Regions from separate parts of the Homo sapiens genome. Here all the other regions are linked to region 3. A link is a loop called in an ENCODE intact Hi-C map of the cell type or tissue named here. Cell type or tissue: sigmoid colon. All regions are shown on one strand. Each heading gives the region's core, and the rest is flanking DNA. Links, peaks and the distances in the headings are about the cores only. Region 1 overlaps ID2-AS1 (ID2 antisense RNA 1). Region 2 overlaps LINC00299 (long intergenic non-protein coding RNA 299). Region 3 has its middle 42 kb from the start of LINC01871.

Region 1 (9,934 bases), core at 31-4,030, 910 kb before region 3:
GTGGCGGCGGCGGCGGCGCGCGGGCCAGGCCGCGGCGGGGCCGGAGCCGGAGCCCCGGAGCAGACTCTCTGGCGCCAGGCGCGTGACGCCGCCCATTCACGCCGCCCTGCAGCCTTGTCCTCGCGGCGCCGCTCAGGCGGCTGCCATGGCAACCGCGCCGTCACTCAGCGCGCGCGCCCAGCTGATCAATGCCTGCGAGGCCCGGCAGTCCCAGGCTCGCCCAGGCCCGGCCGCCGGCCCGCGCGCACCTGCAGACGCTGCACGTCTTAAGTTTCGAGTGATTTGGGGAAGGAAAGAGGACCGAGAAGAAAAGAAAAGGGCTCGGGGGGGGGGGGGGGTGGGCGGGTGAGGGGCGGAGGAGAGGACGAAGGAAAAAAGCCGGGAGAGGGAGAAGAAAGAAATCTTCCTTTTGCAAAAGGAGGCATAATGTGGCTTAGAGGTTGCCAAAGCAAAAGGTTTTGCTTTATTTTGTTTTTGCAACCGAGGCGTTCAGGGTGGGGCTGGCGCGAGGGAAGGGTGGATGGGGAGAAGGTCACTGTCTTAGCACATGGCGAGATTTATTTACTCCTTTGGATTATTTCGGTTTCTCGCCGAATGGCTTTGATCCTGGATTCCTAAAAATACCTTTGAAAGATTGAAAGACTCGCCCCGCCCCCCCAACCTCCACACCGTCTTACTGCCTAACTCCTCGGAACCCTCGGAGGTTGCGCATAAACAATTTTTTCTTCCAGAACGGCCCCCCTCTCCGCCCTGGGGGAGCCGGGAGGATGTGCAGCCCCAGTCCTCCTGCTCGGCGGAGCCTCGCGCGCGCAGAGCCTAGCGCGATTCGCGCCCTCATTACTACTACAAAGCGCGGGCCAGACCAATCCCCTTTCTAATGCACCATTTTCGACTGAGAACATCAAGAGGCCAGAAACTTCCAAGTCAGCTTGCAGACGCAGACGCCTCCTGGGGTCCTGGCTTTAAGAACCAGATGCCAACACTCCCGGACAGTTTATGGCATCCGGATCCCTCAAGGGTGCTCATCTGCAGTTGAGAGTGTTAGTAGCAATTATTTATCTGTCCTGGAGAGGAGTTCCTGAACATAAATGTCCTCTGCTGGCCCTAAAGCTGGGGGCGGAGGCTGTGTGTTGTGGGGTGGGGGTTGGGGGGCCGAATGTTCCCGGTCCTGTTATCTGGTTTAGCAGCATTTGTTGTGGTTTTCGAGGAAACGGCATTTGGATTACATAAGGATTCAAGTTTTTGCTGTACTTGTTTATTTAATACCTTGGCAAGAGGGAGCCCTTACCCTGAAACCAGATAACCGATTTTGGGTTTAAAACAGCCTTAGATGAAGGGCCACTCGAGGGGAAGAAAATGAGCAAAGCCACAAAAAGCAAACAAGGGAATGTTTATTTTTCTCTTTTTGGATATTTTTGAAGACCTGCCTAACCTCTTACACTTCTTGTCGCATACAGCTAATAAATGGCATTAACAAAGCGTTTCAGCGACTACCACGGCTTCACAGTGGCTCCTCCCCTGCCCTGCCACCATTCAGGCTGTAATTCCTTCCAGGATTCCCGCACCATCCTGTGTGCCCAGAGCTCTCTAGAGCACCAGGTAGAACTCCGTGCTAAATCCAATTGCTTGCAATCTTCTGATCCCCTTTTAGGGAGATCACTTTTCAGCTTGGTTCAAAGAAAGCAAAGTTTGGGAAGTTTGGCGGAGGGGCCGACTTAACTACGGGCACTGCAAATATTTTGTTACAAATGCTGTGAAGTGCCCCGATTTGTGGCTGCGTTAGCTTTCACAAAGGATTTTCCTGTGTCTTTTGTTCCGATCACCAAATTAAAAGAGAAAATTAACTTGAGTGAGAGATAAGGTCTTGGAAAACAATCTTGGGCCGCCCGCGAGCTGGCGGGAGCGGGGCTGGCGTCGCCTTGTCTGCGCCGCCCCGAGGCGCGAGTCTTGGGGTCCGGCCACCGCAGGGAGCCTAGGTCATGCAGGGACCCCCCCCTCCATCCGCTGTGCACCCTCGCGCCACAGCGCAGCACCCAGGCCACCCCCCCTCTGCCCACCAGCGTCCGTGGGAATCCGCCCCAGCCAGCGACAAGGACGGACTTGTCCGGAATCAAACTGCATCTTAATATTATAATGCGGCACCAAAAGCAAAACCCGAGGCCCCGGCTTGCAGTCCCTAACAAGAAACACATTGTGTGCACTTTTTCTTTTTTGGCTCAAGCCACGTTCGCGCGCCGGCCCCTCCGCAGCGAGCCAAGTCCATGACTTCAGTGAGGAGGAACCCGCCTGCCTCGCACCACGTGCGCTCCCAGCTGGGGCAGCCGCCCTGTGAGCCCTGTCCCGGTCCCTGGGACGGGCTAGGGCCTGGCCGGGACGCGCTTGTCCTGGGCACAGGACAAGGGCTTTGGGGCACAGCCCTTTCTCGGCCGGGGAGGCAGGCGAACCGATCGCCCGGGCACTGGTGTTACCCAGGCGGCGCCAGCGCGAGTTGGCTGGTGGACAGGTTTTTCAATAGTTTGAACTCCTTCTTCCCCTTGCCGCATCTTTAAGGCGTTTACTCCCAGATTCAGCCCTCTCCTCATAATAATGACAGTTTGCAGACTTTTCCTTTCCAGTTAGAGTGCGTGCGCGGGTCCTGCAAGATCCCAGCCGCGCGTCACCGCGAACCATTCTGCGGGAGGGGCAGGACCTAAGGCTGCATCTCCAGGAGGGAACGTGGAGACACCGCGGGCGGAGGGGACCTGGAGGAGTTCCTGGAGGAGCAGTCCTAGGCACGGGGCGAAGGATTTGCGCTCTAGCTGGTGGAGCGCACATCGCCCTGGTTAGCTCTGCGGTGGGTCCTGGGCTCATCCCGGCCTCTTCCTGCCTCCGCTGACATCAGGGCCTCTCCTGTTTAGTCCTAGGCCTGCCCTTCATCAGGACTCCGCAGAAAAGGATGGGTAAATTAAGGCATACATTTAATTTTAACCATCATGCCTGACTTTCTAGGATTCTGTGTGAAGAATACAGAGACAGACGTTCCATTTCAAAGAAAAAAGAGCAACACGAAGGCCCTCTTTAAGGAGAGAGTAAACATTCACTTTAGGTAAAAAATAGTCTTTTACACGCCTGTGCACGGCACACCTCTTTTGCTGTTCACCTTGAGCCCAAGAGTTTGGAAAGGCTGCCCCCATTTCAGAGAGGAAGAAACGCAGGCACACGTGAATGACAGACTCCTCTGTGGTGGCCTAGACTCCAGCCAACACTTCCTAGGACAGCCTGCCATTGTGCAAAGGTGTGTAACCTTGACTCCAGGTGGAGCATTGATTACTCTTTTAACCTTGAAATGTATTCCACTCCTGGACAGCTGGATTGCCAAGAGCCAGGAATCTGTGAAAACAGTTTGTTCTCATTTTTCTTCCAAGTTAACACCGAATGACTGAGCTTGACCCTTTGTTAACTAAAGGTCAACTAACATCTTAGGACTTTTCAAACCTTAGTCTATGTAAGAAACCCACGTTTACACCCAGAGTTCTGTGGCCACCTGTATAAATTCTGATTGAGTAGGTTTGGTGAGCAGCCCAGGATATAGCATTTTAAGCAAGCATGGCGAGGAGATGCTGATGCCGGTGGTGCGGCGACCACAATTTGAGAAGCTTCAGATAAATAATTGGCCTCTTAAATGAGCCCTGGATAAATAATCGGCCTCTTAAATGAACCCTGCAGTAGGCAGACTGCTGGGTGAGAATGAGCCTACTTGGACCCTTTAAGGCAGCGGTCCCCAACCGTTTTGGCACCAGGAACCGGCTTCATGGAAGTCCATTTTTCCAATGGGGGGTTGGGAGAGGGTTGAGGGAGTGGGGCTGGGGGATGGGTGGTGGGTACTAGGGGTATAGTTTTGGGATGAAACTGTTCCACTTCAGATCATCAGGCATTAGATTCTCCTAAGGAGCCCACAGACTAGAACCCTGGCATGTGCAGTTCACCGTAGGGTTTGCGCTCCCATGAGAACTAACGCTGTGGCTGATCTGACAGGAGGCGGAGCTCAGGGAGTAATGCTCATTCACTGCTCACCTCCTGCTCTGCCTGGGATTCCTAACAGGTCACAGACCGGTACCAGCCCACTGCCTGGGGTTTTGGGGACGCCTGCTTTAAGAAACTAACTGTACACTCGTTTCTAGAAATTCAAGAGAAGGAAAATCTGTTATACTTACCCGCATTTTCTCTTTTTCCTTTGTTCTTTTTTCCTTCCTGATATTCCATTAGTCTCCGTTTGAGTAATTCCTGCTGTTTCAAGAGCATTTTTTGGACAGTCTTTTAGGGTAGGTGTGTTGGTGACATGTTCCCTTAGTTTTCCCGCATCTGAAGTCTTGTTCTTGCCTTCAGTTCTGCAGGATATTTTTGCTGGATATAGAATTTGGGGTTGACAGTGTTTTTTCGTTTTAGCACCTGACATTCTGTGGTGCTTTCTTCCTTCTATCAGGGTTTCTCATGACAAAATCTGATTTCTCATATGAAATCTGCTGTTATTTGAATTGCTTTTTCCCCAATGTAAGTAAGGTGTGGTTTCTCTCTCCTTGATTTGTCTTTTCATTTTTGGAAGTTTGCCTATGATCTCTCTAGGCATGGATTTCTTTAGGTTTATTCTGTTTGAGGTTCTCTAGACAGCTTCTTTTGCCAAACTTGGGAAATTTTCAACCATTATTTCTTCACATGCTTTTTCAGCCCTGCCCTTTTTCTCTTCTCTTTTCAGAACTCCAATGACACTAATGTTAGATCTTTTATTATAATCCCAGAGGTCCCTGAGACTATGTTAATATATTTTTAAAAAATCTGTTTTCTCTCTGTTGTTCAGTTGGGCAATTTCTGTTGTTCTGTCTTCAGGTTCACAGATGGTTTCCTCTGCCCTCTCCACTGTGCTTTTGAGTCCATTCAATGAGTTTTTACTTTGGTTACTGTATTTTTCAGTTTTAAGATTTCCCTTTCATTCTTCTTTACATCTTCTGCTTCTTTACTGAGTTTTCTATTTTTTCATCTTTTTTTTGCCTGTTCATAATTGCTCATTAGAAGATTTTTCTGATGGCCCCTGCAGAGTCCTTGTCAGATTATTCCAACATCTGTGTCACCTCAGTGTTGGCAACTGTTGATTGTCTTTTCTCGTTCAAGTTGAGCTTTTCCTGGTTCTTGGAATGATGAATGATTTTTTTTTTCTTTTTTCTTGAAACCTGGGCGTTTTGGGGGTAATGTTATGATGTGGAGCTTATTTAAATCTTCTATTATAGTGGCCTCTGCTGCACCACCCTGGCTTGGGAGGAGGTGCTCCTCACGTGGCCTCCAATGACATTGTGGGGTGGAGGCATCTTACCATTGGAAGGTGATGAATGTCGCAGTTCTTACTCAACCTTGACAACCTCAGTGGGGAGAGAGCAGTGCCTGATTATCCCCTGGGTGGTGGATGGGGTGGGTGGGTGTTCAGGCTCCCAGGTAGCCTCTGCTGATGCTTATTGCTGACCTGCAGGGATGACTGTCTGCTCCCCACTGCACCTTCTCTGACACCATCCTGTTGTTCAGGGTGGCGTCTTCTGACAGCAGACTGAGGGGGGCCATCTAGCTCTTCACTCCCCTTTGCTGATGGGGTTAGAGTTGGGGCCACAGTCTTTTCTGTGGCGTTTGGTTGAAGTGGGACGGTTATAGTCTAAAAGGTTTTGGTTTCTTGGCTTCTCTCTTACAGTCACCATGTAACAAATGCAGACATCTCTGAGATCACCATGCAGTGAGGAAGTCTAAGCTGGTGGCATGAAGAGGCCACATGGAAAGGGCTAAAAAAGGGGCCAGCCTCAGTCATCCCAGCTGAGCACCTGGCTGGGAATAAAAGAGGACTCCGTGGATGTCCAGCCCAGTAAGATGACCTCAGCCCCAGCCACCAACTGACCAAGCACACAAGACATCGTGAGGCTGCCTGCTGGAGCCTGGCCAGTGGGACTGTAGAGTAACTCATTGTCGTAAGTCAATACTTTTGTGGGTGATTTGTTTCATAAAGTGGCCTCCAAAAGAGAAATTGGGGGTACAGAGTTTCTAGGTATAATCTTGTGCATTCATTATAGTTGTAATCATTGATAATTTATTTGTGTATTTTTCCTGAAAGTTTTATAACAACATGATTTATAGTGCATAAAATAAACATATCCCTACACCCAACAAACCTACCTGTTTTTTTTGTTTTTTTTTTTTTTGAGACAGGGTCTCACTCTGTTGCCCAGGCTGGAGTACAGTGGCATGATCATGGTTCACTGCAGCCTCAACCTTTTGGGCTCAAGCAATCCTCCTACTTCAGCCTCCCAAGTAGCTGGGGCTATGGGCATGTGTCACAGCACCCAGCTATTTATTTCTTTTTGAGACAGGGTTTCACTCCTGTCACCCAGGCTGGAGTGCAGTGGTGCGATAGCTCACTGCAACCTCTACCTCCTGGGCTCAAGCAATTCTGCTGCCTTAGTCCCCCGAGTAGCTGGGACTATAGGCACATGCCACTGCACCTGGCTAATTTTTGTATTTTTTTAGAGGCGAGGTTTCGTCATGGTGCCTTGGCTGTTCTTAAACTCCTGAGCTCAAGTGGTCCTCCTGCCTTGGTCTCCCAAAGTGTTGGGATTACAGATGTGAGCCACTGCATCTGGCTAATTTTTATATTTTTTTGTAGAGATGGATTTTCACCATATTACCCAGCTGGTCTCGAACTTCTGGGCTCAAGTCATCTGCCTGTCTCAGCCTCCCAAAGTGCTGGGATTACAGGCATCACTGCACCCCGCCTAAAAGTGCCTTAATTTTAAAAGAAATACAGGTTTTATTTGATATGTGTCTAGTATATTCTTAGGACTTTCTTTTAACCAATAAGAACCCCTACCAACTATCCCCCAAGATATAGAATTTATAACCCTATGTGATGACTGTATGTTTTGAACCAAAACCAAGTATGATGAATGGTACCAGCTCAGGGGCCCTGGAGACACGAGGAAGCCTCACTGGTGAGAGGTGACTGCCTGTGGGCCGCACAGTTTCCTGGAAAGGCAGTGAGAGCATCTGGTACCTCCAGACACTGCAGAAACAGTGTCACAGAAACATCTCAGAGGCGTCACTTCTCTTTATCAAGATTTTAAAGTGATTTCAACATTAAAAAAAAACAACAACAATGTAAAGAATTTGAGTGTGGAGTGATGATCATGCTTCCAGGTTAGGATCAGGCTTTTTCTCCCATTGTCTTGTTGATTTAAGGTGCAGGAACTCCTGGGATGGTGTTGCCCAGTGACACAATCCCAGTGTGGCCATTTCTGATCCCGAGAAAGCAGTCAGGAGTGGGTGGATGCAGTTACAGTTCATCAAGTCCTGCTAGTTCAAGTCATGAGTCCTGAATTCTCCAGGAGGAGCCACTAAAGAAATGCAGAAGCAGGCAATCCTTGCAATAAGGTGGGATGAGGTTCTTTGGTTGCTGCCGTTACGGGGGTGGGGTGCATGTTGGGGCCTGGGGGGTGAGGCTGAGGGCTCCCCCAGTCTGTCCCTCCCTGAGCCTGAGCTCTTGGTTCCCACCCAGTCCTTTGTTTCTTTCGTCTCTGGGAGCACCTGCACCCCTGGTTTGCAGCGTGTCCTAGGGTGAGTCACCATGAGCCCCAGGTTCCCATGTGTAAAGGATGGGCAGCGCTCCCTCACCTGCTTCTGCACTAAGCCCTTACAGAGCCCTCAGACGGAGACTGCTGCTTTCATATCTTGCAGGCCAGCAAACTGCCAGTGTGAAGGATGCCCAGGTAACCTGCCCATGCCAGAACGGCCAGGAGATGGTGGAACCAGAATCTAAGCCCACGCCCATCTGACCTCAAAGTCTGTGCTCCTGAGGTTCGCACCGAGTTGCCTCCTAAGACTTGCTGAAACTGGATCACGTCCATTTACCCATCTCTGAGAGAAATGCAAGCTTTAAAAAAGGAAATATTTACTATGGATATTTTACAATAGTTCCAAAACATGAAAGTTTTAAATAAGATATTCTTAACCATCCTCACCACATCTTCAGGTTCCCTTACAGCCACTGTGTTTTGACGATTGCCCATTAGAAAAAAAGACTATGCTTTCTGTAGGTTTTAAAGGAATGGTGGTGAAATAAGGAGCATTCCCTGAGCAGATCTTGCCTGCGGGCACACCTCTGAGCATTGGACCAGGCGAGAAGAGCCCATGTGTTGGCTGCTTTGGGATCCCAGCACTGCCAATGGCAGGTGGGCTGTGGCCCAGGGAGAGAACCTAGCCTTTTGCATTCTCTTGCCCCATTTGAAAATGGAGACGATAGTGGCGCCCCGCTCAGTGTTATTTTGAGGATTTGAATGTATCTCAGATGTAGTACCTGGAAAAATATAAGTGCTCAGTAAATACGGTTGCCAGATAAAATGCAGGAAACCTATTTAAATTTAAGTTTTGGCTGGACAATGAATAGAATAATTTTTCTTAGTATGAGTATGTCCTTATATTTCATCTGCTAAATTTAGCAACCTCCTCAGTAAACGATCACTACAATTGCAGAAACGCCTTATGACAGATATAGTAAATCTGTAAAGAAATAGGAACTTGCATTTATTTTTACTAAGCTCTGACTGGTTAAGATAACTGGGCAAGAGAAGATATCTTCGACTAAACTTGCAGCACATAGAGTATAGAGATTCAAATTTGAAGTCCTATAGGACTAGAATGGCCAGAGGTGAACTGTAGCGAGCTTATCTAAAGAGGACCAATTTCAAAAGTTCCTCAGAGACTTAAATGGGCCCACAGACCCCTCCTGTGTCTTTGCATAAGCCAGCTCGTTATATCAGTTATAAGTTGATTTCCAGAGAAATGTACCCTGGAGATCCCTCTCCCACTTGAAATAGGACTGGCCAATCCAGATGTCCCCCAGGTGATGTTGGCTCAAATGGAGCTCCATATATTGGAGAATCTATTCAAGAAAACAAGCAAAAGTATTTGTGACTGAGTTAGCTAATGCCAGCTGGTATCTTGAACAAACCCAGATCTCTAACATGCTAGTTTATTTCGTAGTGTAAAATGTGTGTTACTGATGGGCAGACAGCTCTCATTCAAGCAGTGACAGATGTAAGCTCTTCCCATTTTTGTGGCCCCATTGTATTCGGCGTGTGGCTTCCAAGTTGCCTGGGATCATCTCCACCCAGACTAAGGAAGAGGAAAGAGCTTGGACAACTGCACTTGGCTGGTTTTTATGGATCAGGCAAGGAATTGGCTCCAACACATTAGCTCACATTCCATTGGTTAGAACTGGGTTTCTCAACTATTAGTACAGGGTGAGTGTAGGGTTTTGGCACCATGGGCATTTGAGCTGGCCAAAGGCTAATCAGAGTTAGAACAAAGCCACAAAGCCTGTGAATGGTGTTTATTGTTGTGAGGAGCTGTCTTGTGCATTGTGGAATGTTCAGCAGGATGCTCTCTGGCCTCAGAGACTCACTAGATTCCCATAGAACTCTCCTCTCTCCTCTAGTTGTGACAACCACAGTTGCCTCCTCTCCAGACATTGCTAGATGTCCCCGGGAGGCAAAATTGTCCTGGTTGAGAACCACTGTGTTAGAACTCGGTCACATGGCCATACCTAACTGCAAGGGAGGGGGCTGGAAGATCTAGACGAGTAGTATGCCAGGAAGAAAATAGAACTGATTTAGAGGCTGCTGGCCAGTCACTTTCAGTGACCTTCAGCATACTTATTCCTCTGCAGCTGTCAGGACACTCATGCCTGTTTCTGAGATGTTTCCTGTGTGAGGGGACATAGTGACTATTGGAGGGGTGACATGTTGGACTTGGGTAGGGTGAAGAGGATTGGAAACCACCATCATGTTTGGCAGCATTGAATGTTTATGACTATTTGAATAGTTGTGACAAGGGTACAGTGAAGGAGGAAGTAACCATTTTTGAATACCCT
Region 2 (11,095 bases), core at 4,192-8,191, 400 kb before region 3:
ATTGGGAGTATTTGAGCAACCATGTAGCTGAGACCACACCAGCACAGGGGAGCCAACTGCTCCTTTATTGAGTAGAAAAAAAGAAATCTGAGTGTCTGTAGACAGGAAGAGGCACTGCTGATTCTACAGCTGTATGGTAGGCATGAGCTTTTCGCCAATATCTGGTTCTGTCAACAATCAGAGTCATGGGAGAAGTGTGTTCTGCCTTCTTCAAAGTTCACTGTGGGCCTGTGATTTGCTTTGGTAATAACCCAGAGAGTAGAGCCAGGAGATGCATGTCAGTCCTGGGTGAAATCCCTCACTTGCTGGGGTGGGGGCGGTGACTCTGAGCCCACTCTTCCCTGCTTCTTGTGCAGAAGCACTTATAGGCAAGGTGGGGACATAAGGGCAGGGCATCCTGAAATTCTGAGCTAACCAAAGAGGATTGTTAGCCTGCAGGGGAGATAAACTTCTCTTTGATAGGCCACTGTTATTTTGGTCTTGTACTTCTTTTCTTTTCTTTTCTTTTTTCCCTTTTCCAAGCGGAAGCATAAAGTGATCTATGTTGGCTGACGGCTTATAAATGAGCACGTGTAAATAAAAAGGTGATCATTAGGAATTGAAAGACATTTCCTCCATGCTGAATATAGGTCATTTTTTTTGATCATTGTGAAAGTGATGTTCACACCATTACCTAGCTTTCCATCAGCTTTTTGAGAAAATGTTTATTACGTGCTCATGTACAGGAAGGGAAAGTATGAGCTGGTTGTTACAAGAGGAAGGCGGGTTTTTGACACGTTGGTTAATGTATTTAAATGAATCTGGTGAAACCCTGGTGAAGTGTCATGGTCCATTCTTTGCTTTCTACCTTCCAGCAACTTGATCAGTGACATCAGGGAAGACATTCAAAGCCACACTTATTACATTTTTGGATCATGAAAAATTGAATGCATGCACCCAGGATTTGTAATAATCTTGCCGTCTAAAATCAATTAGATTCAGATTGAATTGTGCCTGGTTGCATGTCGTGCTGTGCTTTTAATTTGATGGTGTAATATAACATTTCTGTTATCATTCACCGTAATGCTATTTATTATCTCAAAAGATTGATAACCACTTAAGTGTCCAAGGGTAGGGGAATAGTTATATGCATTGTGATTTATGTCCACAGAGGACATTTAATATCATAAGGAATGCTAAAGATATAATGTTAAATTAAAAGATCAACTAAATATGAAATTGTATACAGTATGATTCCAATGTGGTTTTAAAAGGAAAGGACCTGAGTACTAAAGGCAAGGTTTTCTTCTTTCTGTCTCTTTTTTATTTTCCAATAAATTTTTACATGAGTAGGTATAATTTTTATAATAAGGATAACATGCTTTGTACAAGATAGCAAACTTTACATAAGGATTTAAAGGTTAGGGAGAGGGTCCTCTTTCCCACATTTAGTTAGGATCTGCACCAACCTCACTACCTCAACTGGGTTTATCATGCCCAGGATGAGGCAACAAATTTGCGATATTTGCAGTGTTCTCAGTGCTACTGCTGGAGTTATGCCAGCTCTGATATATGAGTTACTATTCTGACATGGTTTAAGGTATTTTCCAGAAAACTGTATAATAAAATATAAGTGCCAGGCTGAACTGACATGGCAGTAGTTGGGGAAGACTTAGCATTCAATTATGTTTTCTATCTAAATATAACCAATGTTTTCCTGACTTAAGGTATTCTTGAATATGCATTAAGAAAGAACACTTGGCCGCGTGTCGTGGCTCATGCTTGTAATCCCAGCACTTTGGGAGGCTGAGGCAGGCAGAACAGCTGAGGTCGGGAGTTTGAGACCAGCCTAAACAACATGGAAAAAACCCCGTCTCTACTAAAAATACAAAATTAGCTGTGCATGGTGGTGTGTGCCTGTAATCCCAGCTACTGAGGAGGCTGAGGCAGGAGAATCGCTTGAACCCCGGAGGCAGAGGTTGCAGTGAGACGAGATGGCGCCATTGCACTCCAGCCTGGGCAACAAAAGTGAAACTCCGTCTCAAAAAAAAAAAAGAAAGAACACTTAAGCATTTGTATTGTTTTAGATAAAATTAATAAGGACCTAAATTTTAAGTGTATTTAGAAAGTATTTTTCAATCTAGACAAAAGAGCGTTTTCAGTAGTTTTTGTTGTTGTGTTGTTGATTCTAATACTGCATCTAATTTATCTTTTTCTACCTTTATATACCTTTATAGGAAAATTAACATATAAATACTTCAAATGATATTTAACAATATAGTTCAGAGCTCGTTTGAAGATTGCCTACTCTATAGCTTACGTGGTACAATGCTTGATTTAGCTCTTGCTATTGAATGTTCTTTACTTTAAAAACAGCATTAAATGCAAAAAATTCCACAATTATTCTATTTTTTTCATATAGCATTATAACTGCCATTCTAAATGCAGTCTTCACTGGGCTATGTTGTACTGGAAAATACATATTGTAAAAGGTGGGTGAGTTAGCAGTATACTTTTGTTTCTGAGGAACTTGCTTGCATTTTAAATTTGGAATCTTCTAACAACCTTATTCATGGTTTACTCCATTCTCTTTAATAAAATGTATTTGGGAAAATTTACTTTGATTTTTAAAGGGACTCTTCTGATTTAACCTGATTGCTGTGTCATGTATATACTCTGGTCCACTTGATTTTTTTTTTGTTTTTTTGGTAGAGATGGGATCTCACTATGATGTCCAGGCTGGTCTCAAATTCCTGGCCTCAAGCAACCCTCCTGCCTTAGCCTCCCAAAGTGCTGGGGTTATAGGTGTGAACCACTGCACCAGAAATTTCTTTGTAACTCATGATTTGAAATAAATATGATTGATTAAAGAAAAGGACATTTCACAACAGGTATATAACGAGCTTTATTGAAAAACATATTAGAGATAATTCCCTGAATACACAATTATTGAGCACCTAGAGTGCTCGAGGCCTGGGATGCCCTAAATCATTTTGTTAGCTCTTGAAGAAATGCAGATCTTATTCTCAACTATACTTGAGTGTTTGGAGGCACTGAATTACAGCACTGAACTGTTTGTCACAATATTACTGTTAGTGTATTGTAACAATTACAGTGTGTTCATTCTTCTCTCTCCCCGTACTAATTTCCTTCCTTACAGCTGATGGTGGATTAAAGCAGACGCAGAGAGGAGAGGGCAGGATTGTAACCTCAGCCACTACGGGCAGGGATGAAGGGAGTGCTGGGTCAGATTCTATGGGGGCATATTTGAAAGACTTTCCATCATGCACCTCTATCATGCATTTTCTGTCATGCACAAGAGTACAGTTTTTCAAAAATGAAAAGCAAAGCAAAACAACATACACAGGTCAAGGATACAGGGTTTGTTTGATTTGGGTAGCTATCTGGGAAACAGAGAAAGCAAGTTAGAGGAACTTGGCTTGTTAAGGTGAGATGTGCATATTCATGCAACTGTTAGGTTGGTGCAAAGTAATTGCACTAAAAGCAATGGCAAAAGCCGCAATGACTTTTGCACCAGGCTAATAGTTAATCGGTTCAAATCCTTAGGAAACCAATGTCTACCTTCAAAAGGAAATAATTATGGTTGTGAAAGTCTTAGGCAAACATGCTTCGGTGCAATGCAGTGAGATGGTTCTCGGGCCGTCTGGTGGGTACAATGAAGTTTCCCTGCACCTTCCTTTCTCCTCATGCAGGGCTCCTGAGTGGCATCCAAGGTCTTGCGTACTGAACTGACTGAGCCTTTCACTTTTTGACTAATTGTTGTGGCAACAAGACAGAACATCAATTCATTCATCGTAGCTGCTTATAATATGCCAAAGTATAGTAGAGTGTGAAGCAGGAACATCTTTATGGCAATGGGAGCTTCCATTCTTCCCTCTGCTCTGCGTTTTGTAGATAATTTGGAAAGTCACAAGTCATGGGAAAAAAAGGCTTTCCTAAACCTGTTGGGAAATATCTCTCCCTTGTATTACACATGAATTATTATTTGGGAAAACTGAAAGGCTAAAATATCTTCAGAATTAGAAAACTAGGCAATATTGCTTTTTTCCTTTATTGCCCATGGGGCTGCTGAAATAAATATATTTTATTGGAAATAAAATTTTGAAGAATATTTTGCTTTTAAAAATAAGACGCCTCACCAAAATTCAGAAACTATAGAACACATTTTTTAAAGTAAAAGTTACCCTGATCTTCCTACTAGAAACAATCACTGTTTATAAATGGAGACAACGAGAAAGATATACATGCACATTTATAATCTCATATAAACATTATGTAATTCTGTATGATATCTCAACTAGGGATAGTTACAGAACATTTTGTATTTTTACTGTTCAAATAATTTTAGAAGTAAGAATATTTTCTATTATTTTAAATGCAAATGTACATACCTTATTTTATAAACCTCATTTTACTGGCTGTATAATATTCCATTCTATATTCACAACGGTGCTTTTTTAAAATGTAAAAATTCCCTTTTGGTATAAAATGATAGGTTGTTACTCTTTCTACCTACCAAAGCATTGTACAACTGTAAGAAGATATTTGTTAGATCAATGCACTGTGCTAAAAAAAATCCACAGAATTTGGCCAGCAATACGTATCATATTCACCCACTCTCGTCCAAAACTAGAAAGAGTTAACATATGTGCTGCCTCCATGGGCACAGTGTGGGAAGGAACACAGTCTCCTAGTTAACTGTTTTGTTTTTTTTTCTTAAATCACACCCATAATGCAGCTAGAAGTGAATGTCAGGCCAAGATAGAAGCATTTCTATATTCTAATGAAGACAGCAATAGGATTACAAACAAGAAAACTCGGAATACAGAGAACCAAAAGTGAAGGAAAGGATTCCGTTAGACGATCTGTGTTGACTGTTCACCACCACCAAAATGCTGTCATTTTCTAATTAAATACAAAGAAACTATTCTCACTTGGTAAACTATATTTCATTCATATACATGATAGGAAACCTTGTAACTTAAAAGGAGAAACCATATGAATAGTTCCGGTTTGGATTTTCAACTCCGATTTTAAAGAATGACGAAGCTGTTTTGAATTCATAAATATATCTCACTTACTTAATTGTGTCCACAATAGATGAAGCTAAAGTCATCCCCGCTTGCTGGCTTTACGGATCGCCTGCACTTCCAAAATTAGAGCAGTTGCTGTCTAGACCGACTGACAGGTGTTCAGTTCAAGCTGTGATCTCCTTGGCCTGCAGGACCACTCTTTGTGAAAAATGCCATCCCCATTCAGGCTGGGGAGATGCATTTAATCTTGGTGCTGCTTGCAGACAGACTTTAAAAAGCTGTCCCAAGAATACATCTTTGCCAGTAGTTTAGTATGTCAAACTGAGGACGAGAACCGTGCTCTATTCTTAAGATGCAACGATTTGTGGATTGGGAAGATTAGCCAAAAAGAAAGCTGGAGGTCAGGAAGGCGGCCAGGCCTTGGTGTGGGAGCCCAGCCACCCCTGTGAGATTGGGGAAGGGCACGGTGGCCATGGAAAAGCACCATGGGCCTGGTGTGGTGGCGCACACCTATAATCCCAGCACTTTGGGAGGCCGAGGTGGGTGGATCACTTGAGGTCGGGAGTTTGAGACCAGCCTGACCAACATGGAGAAACCTTGTCTCTACTAAAAATACAAAATTAGCCGGGCATGGTGGCATGTGCCTGTAATCCCAGCCACTTGGGAGGCAGAGGCAGGAGAGTCGCTTGAATCCGGGAGGCAGAGGCTGTGGTGCACCAAGATCGCACCATTGCACTCCAGCCTGGGAAACAAGAGCAAAACTCCATCTCAAAACAAGAAAGAAAAAAAAAGAAAAGCACTGTGAGGAAGGGCACACCCCAGGGTGGCCGTTTTGTGGCTTAGTGAGATGTGACTGTCCAGAATCCTTTGTTTATTTAATAATTGTATACAATATTTTTTTGTGGAAAATAACATCCTTATCAGGAGTTGGGGAGGGAGTCCTTGTGGAAAGGAGAGGCCTGAAGAATGAAGTTACAATATTCTTCCCCGAGAGGCTGGGTCCGGTGAGATGAGCGTGTCAGGTATAATGTGGTATCTTGGAAACTTGGAAACTCTAAGTATGCTGTTACTTTTTTAAAAAGGCATTCAGGCCAGGCGCAGTGGCACACACCTGTAGTCCCAGCTACTCGGGAGGCTGAGGCAGGGGAATCGCTTGAACCCGGGAGACAGAGGTTGCAGTGAGCTGAGATTGTGCCATTGCACTCCAGCCTGGGTAACAGAGTGAGACTCAGTCTCGGGGAAAAAAAAAAAAGAAAAAGGCATTCACCATCATCGCCTTCCATTGCCCAGACAATGGAGCAGAGCATGGAGGGTGGGGGCCAGCCCTGGGTGGTGGAATGACCCCGTGCGTGTCTGGCTGTGACACGTGCGGCAGCTCAGTAGTCCACAAGCAATGCCGCCACAGGACCAAGCCTGAAGGTTGACTCAGGACTCGTCATGTGCGTCAAGAAAACTGAGGAGAGGATAATTTATGGCATGTGCTCTGAGATTCCCTTAAATAGAAAAGACCAGCCGTTCAGCCTTTCTCAGTGTGTCCGCTCTCTCCCGTGCCTCTCACTGAATGGCTGGGAAACACAGACCTACAAAAACCAGCAGGAAGAAATTCCGGTGCAAGCGCAATGTCCAGATTATCACACGGTCCCACGTTCCTTCCTACAGACGCCCACCCCGCAGAATGACTGCAAGGCTCAGGGAGGCGAGGGGCATGGAAACACCTGGCTCACTGTCTGGTGCCTGGCTGGGCCTCAGTCAATCTTCCTTTCCTTCCCCAGAGTGAAATGTGACCACTGATACCTCCCTTCATATACCAAAGAAGGAGCTTATTTAATAAACCCCAGGTAATAATTCACTTTAGAATGCACGCTAAATTATAATTTATACATATCTTATTTTTAAACTGAGCACTGCATTAAATTTTAACTTTGAACAAAATGAAAATTAATTAAATTCCTCAGTGTATACTGAGTAGATATTGAAAATGTTCAGAGTAAGGTTCTGGAAATTACGACATTTACAAAGGATAAAACACAACTGGAAGATGGCGAATGGGCTGTTACCAGGTGGGCTGACTAAATTCCCTGCAGTAACTCACTGGTTTAAAAGTGACACTTGTAGCCTCAGAAGATGCTGGAGTTAGAATCACAGAGAATTGTTAGGTATGTTGGAGATAACACATATACAAATGTTTTAAAAAATCAAAATTGTACTGGATTTTCATTAAATCAGCTTAATTAAAACTATTTGCTGAAGTTATCACAGCTATGCATCTACTTTCCTTAAAATAATAAATATTTTAAGGGCTGTATTGAACAACTTGCTGTCAACCCCAAAAAAGTAAACTTAAAGAGGCTTTGTGGCCGGGCACGGTGGCTCACGCCTGTAATCCCAACACTTTGGGAGGCCCAGGCGGGCGGATCACGAGGTCAGGAGATTGAGACCATTCTGGCTAACACGGTGAAACCCCGTCTGTACTAAAAAATACAAAAAAAAAATTAGCCGGGCGTGGTGGCGGGCGCCTGTAGTCCCAGCTACTCGGGAGGCTGAGGCAGGAGAATGGCGTGAACCCGGGAGGTGGAGCTTGCAGTGAACCAAGATTACGCCACTGCAGTCCAGCTTGGGGGACAGAGCCAGACTCCGTCTCAAAAAGAAAAAAAAAAAGCCTTTGTGTTTGGATGGAGAGGACAGATTGTGTGTGTGTGTGTGTGTGTGTGTGTGTGTGTGTGTGTGCGCGCGCCTATAAGAGCCGTAAGATGATATGCCAGAAAGCAGGGAGATTTAGGACCTAGGACCAAACTGTCTATGGAACTCACTTCGAGACAGAGCTCGGAAACGATGTTCCACCCAGGTCGGACCTGGCAACTGAGAGCCCACTGAGCACGCAGGGCCTGGAGACGAGGGTGTGGCGCACAGCAGATGCGTTCCCCAACCACCCCGGTATCCCTCCCAGAGGGCAGAGTCATTTACCGGCTCCCACCAGGCCTCCTGCCCCCTTGCCGTAATAGACTGTGGACAGCGTCCATCTGATGGCCTGTTGTGGTACAAGCAGCCCTGGACAGAAACAGGAACTGTGATCAGGGCTCTCGCTGTCACTCTGCACATGTCACTTGTAGTTTTCTGGATACATGGGTCTCTTCATTCACACAGGTGGGGGCTGGGCTGGTGCTCTCACGGACAGGTCCTCTTGGAGCCGTGAATTGGGGGCGCTGACATTTGGCCGAAGAGCAAAAAAGTCAAGAATGCAATGAAACCTGTGTCTTTAGCATCATTTAGTGGCTCATGTTGCCAGTTGAGTTAGAGAATACACAGAGAAAGTCCGGAGAGTTTTTACTGCAGCGTTTTCCAGGCCTTTTCCAAGGCTCAGCTCTTAGCAACATCGCTCTCATTTGAATATCTACTTGAGCTGGAAATATTTTATTATCATTTAAAATACTTGGGAATTCATCATGTTAGGATTCGTATTTCCTGCAATGAGAAAGAAGGGAAGCCATTAGCCTCATTTAAGCACCTACTGTTTTCCAGATCTTGTTCTCAGCAATTTTGCATGTATTTCTTTTTACAGCAGAGGGATGGGTGGTGGGGTGAGGGTGATTTCACAGCTCCAACTTGCTCTTTCATTGACTCCCAGATTTGCACTGAGAATTCAAGTTGGGTGTCTGAGAAACTCAAGGACAAAGGGTGAGAGGTTGTGGTGTAAGAGGAATTCTTAGGAGGAAGCAAAATGGTGAATCTTAGCTTCAGTGTAGAGAGAGGTGCAACAGCAAGACAAGCAGACAAACAAAAAAAACAGAAGTGAAAACCGAGTTCAAAGGGCTGCAGGAGTATGCAGGAGGTGAGGGTAGCTCATGCTTCATTTGGGGAGAGGAGAGAAGTCTTCCTAGAGAGGTGAACATTGAACTGGGCCTTATAACACAAATGAAGGGCATTCCAGCAGACAGACCATGACAGAAAGGGGTGTAGAGGTCAAAGTGAAGCCAGCGTTAGGGCATGAGGTGTTTGGGGAGGGAGGTGGAGCCCCCTGGGCCTAGAGCCTAGAGTTGGGGTAGGCCATGCTTGGGAGAGTCCTGTGTCCTCCTGTGACTTGACCCTAACATAATGCAGCCGATTCTGCTGGCAGAGGGAGGGGCCTAGAGAATTAGCAACCTGTTTCCCACTCCTGCTCAGTCAGTGCCCTGGGAGCACCCTGCAAGCTTCTCTGGACTTTGTAAGTGCACCCGAGGGAGCTTGAATCCTAGGAAGTTAAAGAGAAGAGAAGCTTCATTTTGTGTTGGGAAAAAAACTTTTAGAGCAGAATACTTCGTATCTATGTAACTAGTGTCTTCTTTATACAGATTTTAAAGCATTTGAAAGCCCTTTCTGAGCAGTACCAGCGACATATTTAGTGCTCTGTAGCGGAAAGCAGGAAAGTGTGTGCAGCCAGCCAGTAAAGAGCTTTCCCTGGAGTTAGATTGACTCAGCCTGTCCCAGGCAGCCCAGCAGCTGCCCAGGACTGCCTCGGGGGCAAACTGCTATGGGGTAGAAGGCAGGGAGGGCTTCAAGCAGGAAACAGGAACTTGAACTGGGATTGGAGTGTGACAAAGTTTAGGTGGGTGAAGGCGAGGAGCAAAAGCATCCTATGCAAGATGCTGCTGGAATTGAGGTTGTGAAACTGGAGACCAGCCCCCCAGCAAGGCTGGGAGGGAGTTGGAACCGGAGAGGACACTGGGCTTAGATGATGGGAGAGTCAGATGGGTGAGCCTAAGTTTGCTGCATTGGCAGCAGTGATGAGTGCAAGTGCCATGATGAGTGTGGCTGCGCCGATGTTTTCAGGGCCGGGCGGCCCTCAGAAATTGGGCAGCACCTTGTGCAGGGCAACAGGGAGTGGTGAAGCCTCCGGAGAACCAGCGTGCAGGGGGTGCGCACAGACACCAGATGCACAGATTTTCACCTTGTGCTGGGAAAACAGGGCTTTGCAGGTGGTTGTGGTCATTGGACTATTAATTTTTCAACTTTTTTTTTCTAGGAAGAAATCATTTTAATATTGCAGACTCTCTCCAGAAATTAAATATAAGTGGTTTTAGGAAGTTACCTGATTTGAAATCAGGAGGCAGGCAGAGAGAAGTGGTCAGAGAAGAGGTGATTTCCAAATCCAGACACGAAGTGATAAGGTCTGGATGGGGAAGAGGTGTTCTGTAGGAAGGTGGCAGAAAGGTAAATTGAGAAACATAGGGAAGACATGAATGGAAGGGATAAGTTGAGGCAGGATCTGAAGAAGAGAGAATCTACCAGCACCCAGGTGGTATTCACATGCACAGCGAAGAGCCGGTGTTGAGAAGGAGGTTCTCGGTGATGTTAGTCCATTGAGTGGAGCTGTTTTCTTAGCTTTCAGTGACGTGGGCCCAGAGAGCAGGCGACAGTCAAGGTTGTTCACACTCAGATTTTAAAGTCTTACAATTTCCCATCAACTAAGCCAGCAATTATAAAGCCAGAAGAGTGTTTTACAATTAAATGCTGGAATGTCAGAAAAATCAAAACAAAAGCCCAAAGCCCACCGTTTCTTATTATTGCATTTTCTTTATTATTTAAAACATAATTGTGTGCATAGCCACACAGTGTGATATTAGCATATCTCCAGGAACTGTGAATGAGGTAAGTGAGAAATAAATAAATAAAAGAAGAAAAGTGGAATTCCAGTGAAGAAAAGTGAAGCATCTCTAGCTTCAAAACAAACAAAACGTTTCTCATGATGATTAAAAATAGAAACCTGCGATAAAAATCCAAGAATTTTACCAACCCATGTACTTTTTATTAAGTCCTCAAATAAAAACTTCCGCAAGCTCACAAAAGATTTCCCAAATGCTGGGAAGAGGGGTAAGGTATAAATAGACGTACGGGAGACGCGGATTCTGAGATGGCTCTGAGCATGTTGACAGTATGGTAAACAAACGAGCAGTTGCCTTCATGACACAAACACTGGGACTCGGCTAGTTTTGATTTCTAGCTCTGATTCTGTGTGACTGTGCCACCAAAATTAAGATTTCTCACTTTACATCTCACCATTCTTGATGGGGCCAGAGCTGGTACAA
Region 3 (11,095 bases), core at 4,355-8,354:
GTAAGAGAGAAGCACCTACTGACCATGGACCCATGGCCAGGAACTCCGCATGGAAAAGGACAGCAGGGGTAGCCGCCCACAGGGAAGAAGCGAGCTGCTGCCAAGTGAAACCTGTGGCCAGCCCCACCTTTCTTAGCAATTCAAGCTCTGAATCAAAGTTCAGGCCAACCTTGGGAATTGTGGTTTTTAGCAACTTTGCTGAAACCAAAAACATTGCCCAACTTGAAGTGTCAAAAGCCTGCATCAAGCACTGGCTCTTCCTCTTTTCTTCCGTAGGAGCCTCCACTCCTCCGTATATGAAAGTTTCAACTGCTGTCGTCCTGAGGGTTTGGCAAGGAGGGACATTCCACAGTTGTGAGATGACTGTGTTCTAGAGAGTTGACAATGCGGCATTTGTGTGTGTGGCGACTTCCTCCATAGAAAAACTCCAGAGAGCCTCCCTTCCGATGCTGCTGATACCCTTCCTTCCCAAGGTTCAGAATCAGGGAGTCCATTTGAGCAGAATCTTAAACAATATCACACACTTATGGAGCCACATCAAGCTGGGACATGCCACTGGGTCTAGAAAAAAATTTTGAGAAAGTATTGCTGTCATAAAGCTGATGTGTTTTGCTGTGTTAGAAGGCAAGATAATCTTGCAGAGACACAGAACCAGATAATTCCTTTTAAAGCAAGGTCATGAATAATATATATAGATAGCCATAGTCGCTGAGGGAAGATAGCAGAAGAAATAAATAGAAGAGCTTTAAAAATTGGAAAGAACTTCATAAGAACAGCAATCTGGGGCCAGTCTTGGGGGAAATTTACTCTTGCAATCTAAAATGTCTGAGGGTAGTATTAGGCATGCTGTAGTGGATGTAATGTTCCAAATTCATGTGGGTCACCTTGAATTATAAGCAGAAGGCTCAACTAGGTTCACTATTCTCAATTTGAGAAGGCAAAGACATGCATACTCCATTCTATTAAGATTTCTACAAAACTAGAGAGGGGAGTATGGCTTAGCGATTAAAAGCCAAGAGTGTAGAGCCAGGCTGCCTGGATTTGAATACCAGTTCTTCCACCTACCAGCCATGTAATTCTAGGTAATCTATTGGATGTCTCTGAGCCTCAGTATTGTCATCAGTAAAATGGAAAAATGATAGTTCCTACTTTATGTCGTTTTTAGGAAGACAAAAAGCTTCAATATATGTAAAGTGCTTTGAATGGCACATATTACAACGTTGTTTATTAAATATCTGCTATAGTAGTTAATGAAGTACTGTAGTTATTTGTTAAATAAATACTCGAAGTTGAATTTTAGATGGGTCATGCTTTTAGCCATAACATTCTGTTATGGAGAGAATTCCTATGCTGTGGGAGCTCCATATTTTCTGAAACTGGTAGGAAATCAGAAGTCTTGGCTGTTATCCTCTAAGTAGAGAGAACATGGGCCTTGGAGTCCAACAGGTTTAGGTGCAAATCCTGGCTGTGCCAGTTCCAGTTCGATGACCCTGGGCAAGACGACCACCCTCAGTGAACTTCAGTCTTGTACTCTCTGACATAAATGTCAATGATTTAATTAAAGCACCTGATAAAATTTGAAATATTCACGAAGCCATCTCTAAGTGGGGGCTCATGTCAGTGTGGGTGGCAGGCAAAAGGAGTTATTACTGTAAGCTGAGGAAAGCATGGCAAAGCAATACATGCTGAGAAGCCTGAGGTGTGAACGGGGAAGGGCCCAGGGCTGAAAATCACCCGGACGACATCTGCTTTGCCCTCCTCCTCTCCAGGTGTGGCATTGGTGAGAGCACCCACTGCATGGATGCTGACCACCTGCCTGGCAGCCTCTCAGCACATTCCAGTCTGTTTTGTGAAATCAGGTGCAGATAAAAGCCATACTGAGAAAGCACCCAGAGGCCTGAGCTTTTGCCCCATCGTTGACTTAACTGACTGTGAACTTGGGCAAGTCACTTTTCTTTTCTGATGTTCTTTTATTCTGTCTGCAAAATAGCATGCCTGAGGCCCGTTCTTGTTCCAAGCCTGCTAAAATCAATTGCCCTGCCCAACAAGGCTGTGCATGAGCTTTAATTGCTCTGGGGTGTGCTGCATTGTTCTTACCTAGCTTTGTTTGTCTATGTGCTGGCTTAATGAATCTTCATCATGTAGCCTCTTCAGTTTTCTAGCCTTTGTATTTATGTCCATCAGCCCTTGCCATGGAAGGCCAGCACCTGGCCACATCGTCCTCCCTCTGTCCAAATCTCATGTCCCTTCGCCAGTTCCCTGAGTGCTGTCATCAAGGGACAGTTTAGAATTTCAAAATACTTTAGACAACAAAGGAAAACTAGGATATGGCAAAATCACATCTAACAAATATATTTCTAAAGGGTGTGTGAAGGAAAACCCAAAGGTTAGGTTAGAAATTTTAAGCCTTATTTCATCATTATTTGCACCTTATCTTCATCATCCATAGGATGGGGACAAACAAAAGCAATCTAGCAGAGTGATCTGTACAGTAAGGTCGCTAACTTGTGGTTTTTGAGTATAGTGACTTTTGCGATTGAGTTGATCATTTTATTATTTTCTTTATATGTTTTTACTTTTCTTAGTTAATGTCAATATAGATTATAAGACAAAGTGAGCTTTGGAATATCTCACAGGAATTATTGCAGTGTGGAGGCTATGGAGGGGTAGAACCTGACAGAGGGCTTGCTCTGCTGACCCTTGGCCAGCGGGGACCCAGACAGAGCACTGGATTTGGGTTTGGGAAAGGTGGACTGGGATCCTGGTCCCATCACATGTTAACGATGGGGGATGGTGCAGTTTTCCCGACCTCGGAGCTTCAGCTTCTCATTTGAGGATGAGTAAAAGTGGTGATCTGCTGGCCTGCTATGAATCTCACATGGATGAGGAAAGTTAGATCATAGAGGGAGTCCATCCACCATTCCTTAGATACAAATGAAAAGGCTGCTGCGGGTTCTAGAATAATTGTTGCACCCGCTGCCAGGATCTTAATGGAATGTGGGTTTTCCCCTACTTTTCAAGGTTTTCATTTCTGTTTTCACTACAGTACTGAGAAGAAAAAGCCCAGATCCTCAGAGCAGCAATCATAGCTTTTCACAGCCTTTTCCATGGCTGTTTTTTTTTTTTTTTTTTTTACTTAAAAATTGTCTTGAAAATGCAACAGATATAATTTTGTTTTCTTTTGCAAGTTAAAATTCAAATACTTTCTAAATGCAAAAATGTTCACATGCTGTCCTGTTTGTTGGCAGCTGCAGAGTTACCAATATTTAGGGGAAAGCACTACATAATCTGAGGTTTTTACTTTTTTTCATCTAGTGAATTTTCTTCACAACTTTACAATTGGTCTTTGGTCTATTTCTTCAACTTTAAGCAAACAAAAACAATTGACAGATGTGAAATTATACCACGGCAGGCATTGCCAAGTTAACTTTTTATCTGTTTCTGCACAGGCATCTTAGCTTTGGCCTTGAGCATTGCTACCATTAATATTTTGATTTTTAGGAAACTAATTTGAGAATTTGTTGTTTCTTGCCCAGTATGTTTTGTTGGGTTACACAGCTCTCTTCATGAGCTGATATGGTTTGGCTCTGTGTATCCACCCTAATCTCATCTCCAGTTGTAATCCCCACATATTGAGGGAGGGAGGTGATTGGATCATGGGGCGGTTTCCCCCATGCTGTTCTCCTGAGAGTGGGTAAGTTCTCACAAGATCTGATGGTTTAATAAGGGGCCCTTCTGCCTTCACTTACACTCTCTCCTGCCGCCTTGCGAAGAAGGCGCCTGCTTCCCTTCTGCCATGATTGTAACTTTCCTGAGGCTTCCCCAGCCAAGCAAAACTGTGAGTCAATTAAACCTCTTTCCGTTATAAAGTACCCAGTCTTGGGCAGTTCTTTATAGCAGTGTGAGAATGGACTAATACATAAGCTAATTAAAACAGTAATGTGCAAGCTGATCAAAGCTCCATCTTCCCACTTGGGTACCCTTCCTGCAAAGCAGTCATTCAGTCATTTGTTCATTCATCCACCTATTCACTCTTCCGTTTAATAAAAACACTGAACAAACACCTGCTGTCTCCAAGGCACACCGCTGAACAATGTATTGCATAGAGAATTCATAGTAAATATTATACTGGGGTTATATATAAGGTGATACAAAAATGCAGAAGAAATAATTTTAGACAGGTCATGACATTTGAACTGGGCCCTGAAGAATCTCTTCAATGATCCCTTTAAATGAGCCCACTGTTTCAAAACAAACATTCCCAGCCAATAGAAGGGGCCGGCTCTATTAGAATTCTGGTCCTTAGAATTAGCTCAGACATTTTTGCTGCCTTGAACACCACTTGACTGGAATGCAATGCGGGCATGTTTTCTGGTGTGGGGCTCAACAGTTTTCTTATGCATACTCACCAGCCCTGCTCCTCCAGGCCTATGCAGCATGAGCGATAGAAACGATGCGCCCATTTGTGCCCCTGCCAGCTGCCTGCTCCCACGTGTGGGCCCACAAAGTAGATGAACAACTTCCCCCTGCACACCTCAGCACTGTGCTGTGGGTGTCTATGAACATTTTGCTCTGTCTCTTTTTTCTCTCTTTTTCCCCTCGCTACCTCCCAACCAGGAGCCAGAAATGCATCTCCCTCCATCTCCTATTTAGAAGCTTCAATGAACGAAGCCTTGGGCACACGCGGTGGACTGTGCCTGGGAGATGGACTTGGCGCCCGAAAGGTTGGTTTCTTCTACCTGCACTGTCCTTTTCTCCAGGCGCAGCCGGGCAAGGACCTGCCCGGCCTGGTGGTGTCAAGAGTGGGACTAAGCCCTTGTTCTTCCTGCCACAGAGGCACAGGCAGAAGATTCCGTGTCTGGGGCGATGTCCCCTCAGACTTCCACGTGGCTAGAGAAGGAGAAAGGGTGGTGGCCCACATATCTAGGGGCTCCACTGTATGGCTCCCAGGGGACCTGAGGGCACAGGGATGCTTGGGACTGGATTTGGCCCTTTGAGGGTATTGCATGGGGAGGATTTCCACACCAAGCCCACCTTTATTTATACACAAAATAAACAAATGTACTTAAATTGGATGATTTCTGAAGAGCATCTTGTACATGATAAAATCCTTTGAATACTCATAAAGTGCTAATGGGTCATCAGCAACCCCAGTCACCTGATCTGCAGGGAAGGTCTCCTCGCAGGCTGCAGCATCTGCCCTGGAGGCTCTGCATGGAGTCTCCTCTGGGCTGCACGGAGGTCCTCCCAGCATACACATTCACCCCTCTGTTGTGTGTTTCTGCTTATGTATGTGGTGTTTGTGTGTATGTGGTGTGTGTTGTGGTGTATATTGTTGTATGTGGTGTGCATGGGTGTGGTGTGGTTTGTGTATCTGTGTGCAGTGTGGGTGTGTGGTGTGTTCATCTATGTGCTGCGTGTAGTGTGGGTGTGGTGTAATGTGTGCTGTGGTATGTCTGTGATGTCTATGTTTTTATATTGTGGTATGTGATGTATGTGTATGTTGTGTGTGTTGTACTGTATGCTGTTTGTGGTGTGTGAGATGTGTGTGATGTGGTATTTTTGTGGTGTGTATGGTGTGTGTTTCTGTGTCATATGTATGGTGTATGTGTGTGTTGTGTGGTGCACGTGTCTGTGTGGTGTGTATGGTGTGTGTGTGTGTGTGTGGTGTGATGTGGGGTGTGTGTGGTGCATGTGTCTCTGGTGTATATGGTGTGTGTGGTGTGTATGGTGTGTGTATGTGTGGTATGGTGTGGAGTGTGTGTGGTACATATGTCTGTGTGGTGTGTATGCTGTGTGTGTGTGGTGTGTTGGGGGTGTGTGTGTGTTGTGGTACGGGGTGTGTGTGGTGCGTGTGTCTCCGTGAGGTGTGTCTCTGTGAGGTGTGTGTGGTGTGTGCCTGTGTGTGTGTGGTGTGGTGTGGTGTGTGTGTGGTGTGTGTGTCTCTGTGTGATGTGTGTGGTGTGTGTGTGGTGTGATATGTTGTGGTGTGGTGTGTGTGTGTTGTGCATGTCTCTATGTGATGTGTGTGGTGTGTGTGTGGTGTGATATGTTGTGGTGTGGTGTGTGTGTGTTGTGCATGTCTCTATGTGATGTGTGTGTGTGTGGTGTGGTTTGTTTGGTGTGCATGTCTGTGGGTGCGGCGGGAGTCGTGCTCTTGGGTGAGGTGTCTTAACCCCTTACACTGTTGTGAATGGCCCTGCGACCACGTTTTCGTTCAAAAGCCCCGTTATTCGTTTGCCCCGTCTTAGTGAGAGCAGGTGAACCATGAGGGGAGCCCAGGGAAAGCCAGGGCCCCGGGCAAGGGACAAGTGGAAGAGCTCGCGTCCTCGAACGGGACACCTGGCTGGGGGACGGCCTGGGAGCTGCTCACAAATGGGACAGGCCCTCTGGGCACCGTGGGAAGGGGACATGGGCGCCGCCTGCCCCGTGCCCAGCGCGAGTCCCTTAGGTCCCAGCTCCCTGCAGGAGAGGTGCCTTATTTGGTAGCACGGCCGGCCTCGCCGTGCTTGGCGGTCTTCTCCTGGCTCCTGCCTAGGGGTCTGCGGTTCCTCAGAAGCACTAGGCTACGCTTTCTCAGGGTAAACACGCACTCCGGACAGTGTAGCCGCGGCTTGGCAGGTGATGGCTGCCAGAGAGCAGCTCACACAGTCAGGACTAATTTGGTCATGGGGAGCATCCTAGTGTGACATTTACTGGATCTTCTGGGGGTGCTGACAGAGCACACAGCCGGGGGGACCTGGAGAGGGACGACGGGTGGAGTTAGCAGGGAGACAGGGCCTGGGCTGGGCTACCCTGCAAAACCAAGCTGGGCCAATGTTGTTTCTGGATGGTGGGGTGTCCAGGTCTCCCTGCCTCTGTGATGTGTCAGTCCTGACTTACACACCCCTGGACACCGCTCAAGGTGCACTGAGGTATGGGATGTAACACTGTCCCTGGAAGAAGCAGACTGTCCCCTGACACTGAGCAGGCAAATCAACTTCATCCTCTGGCAGAACAAATGCCGGTTCTCTCACCTTTGGTTAAAACAGGAGCTATTAAACAAATAATTCCACAAATTAAAGCTGTGTTTGATTCCAACGGCCTGCTATGAAGGAACATCTTCCTTTGAGACATTCATCTTTCAGCTCCAGGGCTGCCCGACGTTTTCCATCAATGGTAGGAGGTGAGACAGTGAATAGTTTCGTCCTTGTGAGCCTTGAGGTTTCTGTTGTAATCACTCATCTTTGCTGGACATAATGCAAAGGCAGCTCTAGAAAACACGCACAGCGACGGGAGTGGCTGTGATTCTGTGGGGCTTCCTGCATAAAAATAGATGCCTGGCTGGATGTGGCCTGTGGCTGTACATCGCCCACCCGGCTTTCATTTGTCACCAAATATGTAGTGGATGCCTACACATTCTAGGCCCTGCAGTTAAAGTGATGATCTCAAAGACAGAATTGTTTCCACAATAGAGTTATATTTTTATGGGAGAAAGAGGCCAAAACTCAAGTAATTATGAAATAAATGACAGAGTACTGATAGTTGCTGTCAAAAAGAGTAGCACAGAGAAAGAGTGTGTTAACACCCAGTCAGCTTCCTTCTCTTTCAGCTCAAATCTTGCATTTAACCCTGTGAGGACAGGGACCTAGTGTCTGATTTATTTTGCATCCACAGCAGCTTGCTTAGGATCTCCCCATCATCATTTCTGACATTCTGGTGAATGCAACTAGATAAGAGAAACAAACTAAAGACATACTAACTAAAAAGCAGGCAGTAATACTGAACTTTTGTGGCTGGTATGATTATATTCTTATATAAGAAATACAAACAGTAAGGAAATTCAGTTCATAAAAAGGGGCATATAAAATTAAAAAGATAACATATATAGCTTCCATATATGAAAAAATATATATGGGGAAGAATAAAACATTAACAAAAACAGTAACAAAACAATATTTAGGAAAAAACTTAAGATATATGTGACTTATAATAAGAAAATTTGAAAATGCTCCAGAGACAGAAAAATACAAGACTATGACAAACAGAAATTCATACTGTATTTTTGAATCAGAAGATTTTTCTCATTATAAATGTGTCAATATTTTCAGGCTAAATTATATGTGTAATACAAGCCCTATATATATCATTTCATATATATTCATATTTAATTCATATATGTAAAGTAATAATTATTGCATATATAAAATGTTTGAACTATTACATATATAAAATTTAATAATTATTACATAAAGGGAAGTTAAAACAAGAGTCTTTTCAAACTAGCAACACCTCAGTTTTTTTCTAAGGGAGGTGCTGCTAGTTTGAAAGGGCTCTTGTTTTACCTTACCTTTGAAGCCATGGTGATACATAATGTTTCATAATGATGACTGGCCTGGTGTTTAGACTCTTGCATGCTATTATTTTTTTAACAGAGCCTGCTTTCAGTCAGTACTTTTAAGTTGACAAGAAATATGGGAGAATAAACTTCCTAACCCTGCCTGTGATTGGATTATGTTAGTTTTTTATCGTTTTTGTGAGAAAAGAAAGTAGCTAATTTCATCTATGAAAAGTGGTACAAAAATTCTAAATAAAATTTTATGATGCTCAATCTGATAATGTATAAAAGTGATCAAATAGGGAATATCCAAGTAATGCATTGCTGGCTCAATATCAAAATATCCATTAGCATGATTTGACACATGAATGATTTAAATAAAATAATCATTTTAATAGATGTGGAAAATTGAAGAAAATCAGTAAGCTGTATTAATTTTTTAAATTCTTAAGAAATTAGAAATAAAATGTAAGTGTCTTTACCAGAAAAGGCATCTATCAAAAATCTACATCATGCTTAATGGTGAATTATAAAATACATTGCACTTACCTTAGAAAAAGATGAGATTTTTCATTATCGTTGATATGGTTTGGCTGTGTCCCCACCCAAATCTCACCTTGAATTCCCACGTGTTGTGGGAGGAACCTCATGGGAGGTAATTGAATTATGGGGGCAGGTCTTTCCCGTGCTGTTCTTGTGATAGTGGATAAGTCTCATGAAATCTGATGGTTTTAAAAACAAGAGTTTCCCTGCACAAGCTCCCTCTCTTTTCCTGCTGCCATCCATGTAAGATGTGACTTGTTCCTCCTTGCCTTCTTTCATGATTATGAGGCTTCCCCAGCCACTTGGAACTGTAAGTCCCATTAAACCTCTTTCTTTTGTAAATTTCCCAGTCTTGGGTATGCCTTTATCAGCAGTGTGAAGATGGATAATACAGTAAATTGGTACCAGTAGAGTGGGGCACTGCTGAAAAGATAACCCAAAAATGTGGAAGCAACTTTGGAACTGGGCAACAGGCAGAGGTTGGAACAGTTTGGAGGACTCAGAAGAAGACAGAAAAATGTGGGAAAGTTTGGAACTCCCTAGAGACTTGTTGATTGGCTTTGACAAAAATGGTGATAATGATATGGACAATGAAAGAAATACAGACTGAGGAGGTCTCAGATGGAGATAAGGAACTTGTTGGGTACTGGAGCAAAGGTGACTCTTGTTATGTGTTAGCAAAGACACTGGTGACATTTTGCCCCTGCCCTAGAGATTTGTGGAACTTTGAACTTGAAAGAGATGACTTAGGGTATCTGGTGGAAGAAGTTCCTAAGCAAGAAAGCATTCAGGAGGTGACTTGAGTGCTGTTAAAGGTGTTCTGTTTGATAAAGGAGGCAGAGCATGAAAGTTTGGAAAATTTGCAGCTCAACAATGCAATAGAAAAGAAAGTCCCATTTTCTGAGGAGAAATTTAAGCCAACTGCAGAAATTTGCATAAGTAACAAGGAGCCAAATGTTAATTCCCAGGACAATGGGGAAAACGTCTCCAGGGCATGTCAGAAGTCTTCATGGCAGCCCCTCCTATTACAGGTCTGGAGACCTAGGAAGAACAAATGGTTTCTTGGGCCAGGTCAAGGGCCCACATGCTGTTTATAGCTTAGGGACTTGGTGCGATGCATTTGAGCCACTCCAGCCATGGCTAAAAGGGGTCAAGCTACAGCTTGGGATGTGGCGTCAGAGGGTGGAAACCCAAAGCCTTGGCAGCTTCCATGTGGTGTTGAGCCTGTGGGTACACAAAAGTCAAGAACTGAAGTTTTTGAACCTCTGCCTGGATTTCAGAGGATGTATGGAAATATATGGATGCCCAGGCAGAAGTTTGCTGCAGGGGTGAAGCCCTCATGAAGAACCTCTGCTAAGGCAGTGCAGAAGGGAAATGTGGGGTCAGAGGCCCCACACAGAGTATCTACTGGAGCACTGCCTAGTGGAGCTGTGAGAAGAGGGCCACCATCCTCCAGACCCCAGAATTGTAGATTCACTGACAGCTTGCACCATGGGCCCGGAAAAACCGCAGACACTCAATGCCAGCCCATTAGAGCAGCTGGGAGGGAGGCTGTACCCTGCAAAGCCACGGGGGAAGAGCTGTCCAAGACCATGGGAATCCACCTCTTGCATCAACATGACCTGCATGTGAGACATGGCGTCAAAAAAGCTCATTTGGAGCTTTAAGATTTGACTTCCCTGCTGGATTTCAGACTTGCATGGGGCCTGTAGACTCTTTGTTCTGGCCAATTTCACCCATTTAAAGCAGCCATATTTACCCAATGCCTCTACCCCCATTGTATCTAGGACGTAACTAACTTGCTTTTGCTTTTACAGGCTTATAGGTGGAAGGGAGTTGCCTTGTCTCAAATGAGACTTTGGACTCTGGACTTTTGAGTTAATGCTGAAATGAGTTAATACTTTGGGGGATTCTTGGGAAGGCATGATTGGTTTTGAAATGTGAGGGCATGAAATTTTGGAGGGGCCAGGGCAGAATGATATGGTTTGGCTCTGTCCCCACCCAAATCTCCTCTTGAATTTCCACATATTGTGGGAGGAACCTGATGGGAGGTAATTGAATCATGGAGGCAAGTCTTTCCCATGCTGTTCTGGTTATAGTGAGTAAGTCTCATGAGATCTGATAGTTTTAAAAACAGGAGTTTCCCTGCACAAGCTCTCTCCCTTTTCCTGCTCCCATCCATGTAAGATGTGACTTGTTCCTCCTCGCCTTCCTCCATGATTGTGAGGCTTCCCC

What was found. A loop is a pair of places that touch in the nucleus more often than their neighbours do. Peaks named below come from ENCODE experiments on the same cell type or tissue, not always from the same donor. Only the 100,000 strongest peaks of a DNase experiment are listed, where the experiment ranks them.
Region 1: a loop joins it to region 3, with 12 times the contacts of the local background. A loop is called at or near these places in 1 of 110 quality-filtered maps.
Region 2: a loop joins it to region 3, with 4 times the contacts of the local background. A loop is called at or near these places in 1 of 110 quality-filtered maps.

The regions. Positions count from the first base shown.
Region 1 is chr2:8,669,084-8,679,017 of GRCh38, reverse strand. It overlaps ID2-AS1 (ID2 antisense RNA 1), which reads left to right. Exons shown (of 4, transcript NR_110154.1): 2 at 5,711-5,981; 3 at 7,246-7,437; 4 at 7,741-8,034. Among named protein-coding and RNA genes, the nearest start is that of ID2-AS1, 7.8 kb to the left of the region's middle. RefSeq lists enhancers at 1-191, 192-725, 1,439-2,356, 2,357-3,275 and a silencer at 1-246. In sigmoid colon, for the core only: no CTCF peak of the experiment used is centred there; DNase peaks (open chromatin) are centred at 137, 827, 2,257 and 2,717; H3K4me3 peaks cover 2,951 bases; H3K27ac peaks cover 1,876 bases.
Region 2 is chr2:8,158,161-8,169,255 of GRCh38, reverse strand. All of the region lies in intron 7 of LINC00299 (long intergenic non-protein coding RNA 299), which reads left to right. Among named protein-coding and RNA genes, the nearest start is that of LINC00299, 160 kb to the left of the region's middle. RefSeq lists a silencer at 9,601-9,777 and an enhancer at 9,744-10,245. In sigmoid colon, for the core only: no CTCF peak of the experiment used is centred there; DNase peaks (open chromatin) are centred at 6,425 and 8,145.
Region 3 is chr2:7,762,717-7,773,811 of GRCh38, reverse strand. No RefSeq gene overlaps it. Among named protein-coding and RNA genes, the nearest start is that of LINC01871, 42 kb to the right of the region's middle. RefSeq lists an enhancer at 61-110. In sigmoid colon, for the core only: no CTCF peak of the experiment used is centred there; a DNase peak (open chromatin) is centred at 6,651.